Linked DNA regions of Homo sapiens: region 2 is linked to region 1. A link is an interaction called in ENCODE POLR2A ChIA-PET data of the cell type or tissue named here. Cell type or tissue: Panc1. All regions are shown on one strand.

Region 1 (4,000 bases):
TCCCATCTCAGCCTCCCAAGTAGGTGGGACTACAGGCACCAACCACCATGCCCAGCTATACCATAGTTAAAAAAACAAAAAACAAAAAACAAACAAAAAAACACCAGGCGCGGTGGCCCACACTTGTAATCTCAGCACTTTGGGAGGCCGAGGTGGGCGGATCACGAGGTCAGGAGATCGAGACCATACTGGCTAACACGGTGAAATGCCGTCTCTACTAAAAATACAAAAAATTAGCAGGGCGTGGTGGCGGGCACCTGTAGTCCCAGCTACTCGGGAGGCTGAGGCAGGAGAATGGCGTGAACCCAGGAGGTGGAGCTTGCAGTGAGCTGAGATGGCACCACTGTACTCCAGCCTGGGCGACAGAGCGAGACTCCATCTCAAAAACAAACAACCAAAAACAAAGAAGAAAATGTGACAAAGACAGTATTTGGCCTATAAAGCCTAAAATACTGACTATTTACTATCTGGGCCCTTACAAAAACAGTTTGCTGACTGCTAAGTTAGCATGCCACAGTATCCTGTCTCACCAATACGATCCAGAGAAAGCCCCAGCACCGTGTCTGCCAGCCTCCAATTCTCTTTGGACTCGGCCGCTTCCAAGAGTGCTCTGAACAATTAAAACCTCAATGAATACATTCAGTGCATGAAGACGGATGTGCCAGGGGGATTTTCAAATCTTCGGCTGCATCTTTGAGTGTGTGTAAACCTCGGGCCAGTTGCCTGGCAGGCCAGCCTGCGGCATGGGTCTTGACTTTCCCGATTGTGAAATGAGGATGAGAAATCTTGGCCTTGGAATGGAGGGAAATGAAAGAGGGGCATCTGACCGACTCTCAGAAAGACACAGGCAGGGAGCTCTGGAGGCTTCTTAGAAGGAAGAACCAGCCCGGCGCGGTGGCTCATGCCTGTAATCCCAGCACTATGGGAGGCTGAGGCAGGCGGATCACCTGAGGTCAGGAGTTTGAGACCAGCCTGACCAACATGGAGAAACCCTGTCTCTACTGAAAATATAAAATTAGCTGGGCGTGGTGGCAGGCGCCTGTAATCCCAGATACTCGGGAGTCTGAGCCAGGGGAATCGCTTGAACCCGGGAAGCAGAGGTTGCGGTGAGCCGCGACTGCACCACTGCGCTCCAGCCTGGGCAACAAAAGCGAAACTCTGTCTCAAAAAAAAAAGAAGGAAGAACAAATATGAATCACAAGCAACATTATTACCTTAGCAAGTGTTTGAGCCCCCAGTCTAAATGTGTAAAGTAATCTGCTCAGGCTTAAGAAAATCTCTTTTCCCCTATCACACTGGATGTATGAACACATGACCAGCAGAGGCCATCTAACTGAATGGGTTTTCATGCCTCCCCTCTCTGCTCAGGTGGTGAGTTCCCTGAGGCCCGGTCTGGATCTTATGTTTTACTTGTGTCTTCTCTGAGCTCTTGGTACCACACTGAGCAGCACACGGTGAGCAGCTCCGCATAGTGATCTGCCCGACTTACATGTTACAAAAAGGCCCCGAATGGAAACAGGCCTCCAGGAAGAGTGTCTAGAAAAGTAAGGGTCAGGCAGGGTGCCGGTGGCTCACGCCTATAATCCCAGCACTTTGGGAGGCTGAGGTGGATGAATCACTTGAGCCCAGGAGTGCGAGACCAGCCTGGGCAACATAGCAAGAACTTGTCTCTACAGAAAAAAGAAAAGAAATACTAGCTGGGTGTGGCAGCTCATGACTGTAATCACAGTGCTTTGGGAGGCTGAGGCAAGAGGATAGCTTGAGCCTGGGAGATTGAGGCTGTGGTGAGCCATGTTCATGCTACTGCACTCCAGCCTGGGCAACATAAGAGACACTGTCTCAAAAAAATAAATAAAAAATAAAAGGCTAGGCATGGTGGCTCACACCTATAATCCCAGCACTTTCAGAGGCTGAGGCAGGCGGATCACTTGAGCCCAAGAGTTTGAGACCAGCCTGGGCAATATGGCAAGACCCTGTCTCTACAAAAAGTACAAAAATTAGCTGGACATGGTGGTGTGTGTGTGTAGTCCCAGCTACTTGGGAGGCTGAGGTGGGAGGATCACTTGAACCCAGGAGGCTGAGGCTGCAGTGAGCTATGATTGCACCACTATGCTCCAGCTTAGGTGACAGCCAGACCCTGTCTCAAAAAAAAAAAAAAAAAAAAAGAAGAAAAGTAAGAGTCTTCTCTCTGCCCTCCCCGAGAACAATCTTGAGGCCCAGAGAGCAGGTGCGAGCTAGCTGGGGGGTCCTGGCACCTCAGGTGAGGCTGCTGGAGGCCCAGGCCCGAAGGCCCAGGCGCTCCCTCCCCTTCAGAAGCCCAGCTCTTCAGGCCCTCCCTGTATCCTCCACACCCAACCCTCTTCAGTCCTCCAGGAAACATCATGAGGGTTAATTATTTCTCAGGGCTGACTCAGACAGCAGTTTTCTGCCAAAGCATTCTGTCAGCCAAGCACGGTCCTGCTGTTACCCCTGTGAGGGAGCCTTTGTAAGCTGTGTCGGGAGGAAACTCCTCAGCAGGGAAGCCCAAAGCCCCGTAGCCTGGGGTGGGGTCCTGCCTGATCCCGTCAGGTGGGGCTGGTTGCTGGGAGGGCGCCCTCCCCAGTGTGAGAAGCCAGCTCCAGAACGCTCTCACCGCCAGGCTGCCTTTCAGCCAGTCCCTGTGGGGCAACGCTTGCCTTTCGTTTTGTTGATTGGAGATTGTGTCTCTGAATAGAGCTTAATGTCCTTTTGAAATTATCTGTTCTTTTTTATTCTTTTTTTTTTTTTTTTTTGAGATAGAGTCTTGCTCTGTTACCCAGGCTGGAGTGCAGTGGCTTCATCCCAGGGCTCACTGCAACCTCCGCCTCCTAGGTTCAAGCGATTCTCCTGCCTCAGCTTCTGGAGTAGCTGGGATTACAGGCGCCTGCCACCATGCCTGGCTAATTTTTGTATTTTAGTAGAGACGGGTTTCGCCATGTTGGCCAGGCTGGTCTCAAACTCCTGACCTCAAGCAATCCACCCACTTTGGCATCCCAAAGTGCCGAGATTACAGGTGTGAGCCACTGCACCTGGCCTTTTTTTTCTTTCTTTTAAAAATTTCTCCTGCTTTCTCCATTTGGTTTAGATTGCTGCTGTGTTCCTAAATGCTGAAGGTGAATGATGGGGCGTCCGGAGGAGAGGGATGACACTCAAACAAAAACCGTCTGCCTAGGAGGCCAAACTGGGGGAGAGTGGGGGGGGACAGAGGGGGTCTCTTGGAGGAAGGAGGCCTGGGAGATCTTCTCTCTCATATCAGAGAACCTGAGGGACTGGGATGGCCCTGAATGGAGATTCAAAGACGCTGAACTGTGCTTGAGACACCTGGGACCAGAAGCCAGGAGGGAGGAGGTAGAGAGAAGTAGAACAAGGTAGCCCCGTGAATTCACTGCATGGCAGCCATTAGCTTCACCTGCCCTCTGACCAGGCCGACACCAGCACCCTGGGCACCCCATGTGAGTAGGAAGGTGTGTGGTGCTGTGCAAACCCGATTATTCCCCAAGTAACCCATGCTGCATCTACAGCTTCCTGCTGCTGCGCCAGAAGCTGTGCCCTCTTATGGAAAGAAGAGCACTTCCTTCATATAAAAGCAGCCAGGTGAAGGCAAGGCTATTCTTGCACGAGAAATGATGATTATACAGATCAATTCCATCTTCTGGAGGAACCCCAGACAGTGGTAAATTACACAGTTACAGTTGTACCTTAAGCCCCATCTCCCCACCCCCCACAAAACAACAGAAAACCCAACAACCATGTTTTGCAGCAAAAATATTTACAGGACAGTTACTATGCACAAGCAAGTATTTTATATATTATGTCATTTAATCTTCTCAAGAACCCTGTGATGTATTTACCAATGAATGAACAGAGAGAGAGGCTAACAGCTAGCCAGAAATCACAGGGCCAGAAGGGTATGAAAGCTAGGCCTGGCAAGGCTGAGAATACAGCAGGACTTGGCATCTGGTAAGTGTTCCATAAATCCTTG
Region 2 (4,000 bases), 260 kb after region 1:
ACTTCCCCCCCCTGGGTTCAAAGGGATTTTCCTGCCTCAGCCTCCCAAGTAGCTGGGACTACAGGCGCGTGCCACCATGCCCGACTAATTTTTGTATTTTTAGTAGAGATGGGGTTTCACCATGTTGCCCAGGCTGGTCTTGAACTCCTGAGCTCAGGTGATCTGCCCGCCTCGGCCTTCAATTGCAGAAGTTTTTGAAGGGAGAATATTTGATCCTCACATAAAATGTCCTTGTTTCTGAAAGAAAACATGGTAAAAATTGTTATTGAGTCCATGTCTTTGCCACCTTGTTGGACTTGATTTCCCTTTCTCTGTGTTCCTCCCGCCCTCAGTCTCTCTCAGTCTGTCCTTTTTTGTGTGTGGAGTTGTGGGCAGGTCATTGGACTGGGACTGACTTTACCAGTTTTCAGGCTGTGGGGCTAGTCAGTCATTCTCTCTGAGCCTTCTACCTCTAAAGTTGAGTTCTTTTTTTAAATTCTTTTTGTTTTGTTTTTATTTTTTCCTTGCCACTATACAAGCAAGGATAGATAAAGCTTTTTATTATTATTGTTATTATTATTATTTCGAGACAGTCTCGCTCTGTCATCCAGGCTGGAGTGCAGTGGTGTGATTTCAGCTCACTGCAACCTCTGCCTCCCGGGTTCAAGCGATTCTCCTACCTCAGCCTCCTTAGTAGCTGGGACTACAGGCATGCGCCACCACACCCGGCTAATTTTTGTATTTTTAGTAGAGACAGGGTTTCACCGTATTGGCCAGGCTGGTCTCGAACTCCTGACCTCAGGTGATCCACCCACCTTGGCCTCCCAAAGTGTTGGGATTACAGGCATAAGCGACCGTGCCCATCCCCGATAAAGTTGAGTTCTGAATTTCCTCTTTCACTGTATTCTCGGCAGCTACTGGTTGGTTTATTCTTTTTTTTTAATCTTTTTTGGTTTATTCTTCTTTTGATCTTTGAAGAGAAGGAGAAAAAAGATCTGAGTTTGGCTCTCCCATCTTAAGTGCAGCTTTTAGTTGTTTTATAGTCATAGACGCTATTGCACTGGACAGCATGCATCCTGGATGTAAACAATGCGGAAAAATCAATGGAGTGACCATCTTGGGGTCAGTGGTGTTGCATAAAGCACCAGTGGTGTGCTGTTCTGTGTCAGTTTCCTCTGCGCCACGTGCTTTCACAGTTTGAATTACCAGCATCTCTGTGGTGGCTTCAGTACATTCTCCATTGTGCTTCAACCTGGAAGCACATTCTGCCGTTCAGAAAGACTGATTCCAATCATGTAATGGGACCACACGAGATCCATGCTCCAATTATATGAATAGCAGAAGGTCCATTTGACTCTTGTAGTTCAAGAGCTGTTTCTAAGTAAACAGACTTTCCAGAGCTCGATGAAGTGAAGAAGCCCTTCTTTCAATTCCTGGGCAGAATTCAGTGGTTTTCATATCATCTGAACCTGCTGTGCTGCTGTTTATTCTATCACTGTCAGCCTTGAAAGGAAAAAAGGAATAATCTTACCCTCCTGCCCTTCTTATTTTATATCTTCCATCTTATCCATCTATATCCATGTAGTCATTCCTTCCGAGTTCCCTGGTTTTAATCCAAAAGACTCTGTTTAACAGCAATGTCTTGGCAGACCAGGTGCCGCTTCCGTGCCATTTGAGGGCTCTGAGTCTTTGCTTCGTCTTAGGAAGATAAAGATAATTTGGCAGAAAGTCAGAGATGGAAATAGCAGTTTGGGATGATAAAAGATGGGTCCTGTTTTGCTGACATTCTTTTACTTTGGTTCTTGGTGCGTGTCCTTTGGGATTCATTTCTTGCTAGCATGAATAGGACATGCTTTTCGTTAGGTGCTTTTCTTTTTTGGAGAACATGAAGTGTTTCTAACAAAACTGAATGAGCTAGAAAGAATTCTATTTTGAGACATCTGTAGTTGATGCAAAGTATTTCTGTAATCCTCAATGACAGTACTTACATATTTGCATAGAATTTTTTTTTTAATTTTTGAGGAAACCTCTCTGGAGTCTGTATTTATAGGAGCATCCTGAAAGTCCCTATTATGTAGCTGGTGGGAGCGAGAGAGGGACAGCCACACTCGTGCTGTGAGCAGAGCACAACTTCAGGCAGAGTGAATGCCTTCTGAGTTCTCATTGGAAGCTTTCTGTTGCTCAGCCTCTGGCAGATTTCAGAACCTTCTACTTAAGCCAGGTGTGGTGGTGCGTGCTCCTAGGCACAGCGACTCGGGGGGCTGAGGCAGAAGGATCACTTGAGCCCAAAGTTGGAGGCCAGCCTGGGCAACATAGCGAGGCCTGTCTCCTTAAAAAATAAATAAATAAATAATAAATAAATAAATAAATAAAAACCTTGTCCTTGACTATTGTGCTGTCTGCTGCCCCTTTGTAGGGATGGGGTTGGGGTCAGAATAAGCATGTGCATGAATGGCGGAAAGCTTTGGTGGTGTTTGTTTGTTTGTTTGTTTTTTGAGAGGTGGGGGAGTCAGCAGTGAACCTTTCTGGTTAAAGAACAACGTACATAATTTCTATTATGAGATTTAGAAGGTTAAATACTTTTTTTTTTCAGGCCTACCAAGTTGATAGACCAAAAGTATATAGTAGAACAGCACAGTAGAAAAAATTTAAAAGTGAATTTCTTATGGTCCAAAAGGATGGATAGTCACAGTCCATAACCTTTCATAATATATGCTGGAATTGGAATCTCTTGTCATCTTGCTTTGCTCTGAATTTTAGAACTAGAAGTGTGCATGTATGTCAAAAGATTATGCAGAGCTATTTTCTTTGCTAACAATGTAAACATTTGCACCCCATGAATGGGACTTTATAATCTGGAAGTGAGCCTAAGGTTGCGTATACTGAAGTCATGTTTTAAAAGTTAAGGTTGACTTAAACATATACAAGGCTGTATTTTAATTGTAACTAGAAATCATTTACTATGCATACAGAACCTCATGTATCTTATCATGGAATTTGTGAATTAATGGGCCTTGCCGAATTCAAGGGTAAGGGAAACTGGTAACAACTTGTTTTAAATCAACATACTATAAGCTCCTGCTTGCTTGACTCAAGTTGTTTGAAAATCTGAATTAAACAGGATCTCATTGTCAGGAAACATCTTCTAAGCTTGACATCTACGTTTAAGAAGGGAACGTGGAAGAGAAGGTGAGACATGAAACTAAAACAGCTGGGAGGGTAGGATCAGACTGCACCTGATTTTTGGACCAAAGTTTCATATAGGAATAAATAAAAAGGAGGACCACTTGTGAGCCAACCTAGGAAGGACTTGCCAGAAAGTAGCAGCTCCTGCTGCAAAATACAGTGCCTTCAAAATGATTCTCTGTGTGAATTGCATGCAATTTCATGTAACCATAAAGTGTAACCTGTATGTGCATGACATGTGTCTAGAATGTGTAAAGTTAGGATTCAGCAGGAAGGGGCCTGGCCCTGTCACTGTGGTGGATCAGTGGACCTGCTGAAGTCACTGGACTCATGTGACTTAGGTTTGCAGCATCAGACCCCTGTGTTTGCATTAAGTGGCCACATCGTTGAAATCGGATCAATCTCTCCCTCAGCTTTCTTTCCTACTTTGCAGCTTTGCTGGTTTTAACTGCTTCATTCTTCTGCTTCTTGGTATCCTTTTTTCTTTTGAAATAAAAACATGAAATACTTAATTCAAATGAGATTTGTATTTATTTTACCAGTTGCTCTTAATTTACCAAAGGTATACGACATGAAAAGAGTTGCATTCTTTTGTCTTGGTTGTGATTCTGACCTTAAAATACGCTCAGTTCTAAAAGCTTGAGGAGCGTTCTATACTGGTCCTTCTGCATTTCAGCCTGTCACCAAGGGGAGTGTTTTGCGATCCGCCATCCTTTCCCTGAATGCTGCTGCTCCTCTATGACGGAAAGCTTGGTGACCTCTTCATTGGAGGCGTCCAAAGCCAGTGAACAGCCTGTTGGTAAATGAACGAGCTGCATGTACGTGCTATTTTCCT

Evidence for each region. ChIA-PET counts read pairs that join two places held together with the same protein. Peaks named below come from ENCODE experiments on the same cell type or tissue, not always from the same donor. Only the 100,000 strongest peaks of a DNase experiment are listed, where the experiment ranks them.
Region 2: POLR2A ChIA-PET joins it to region 1 with 10 read pairs; 7 of 35 experiments call an interaction of 5 or more read pairs at or near these places.

The regions. Positions count from the first base shown.
Region 1 is chr1:225,745,409-225,749,408 of GRCh38, reverse strand. LOC107985352 (a long non-coding RNA gene) reads right to left here. Exons shown (of 2, transcript XR_001738499.2): 2 at 3,817-4,000. Among named protein-coding and RNA genes, the nearest start is that of SRP9, 30 kb to the left of the region's middle. In Panc1, no CTCF peak of the experiment used is centred here; a DNase peak (open chromatin) is centred at 2,428; H3K4me3 peaks cover 455 bases; H3K27ac peaks cover 718 bases.
Region 2 is chr1:225,486,512-225,490,511 of GRCh38, reverse strand. It overlaps ENAH (ENAH actin regulator), which reads left to right. Exons shown (of 14, transcript NM_018212.6): 14 at 1-3,683. It overlaps LOC124904526 (a long non-coding RNA gene), which reads right to left. Exons shown (of 2, transcript XR_007066903.1): 2 at 3,678-3,958. Among named protein-coding and RNA genes, the nearest start is that of LINC02765, 21 kb to the right of the region's middle. In Panc1, no CTCF peak of the experiment used is centred here; no DNase peak of the experiment used is centred here.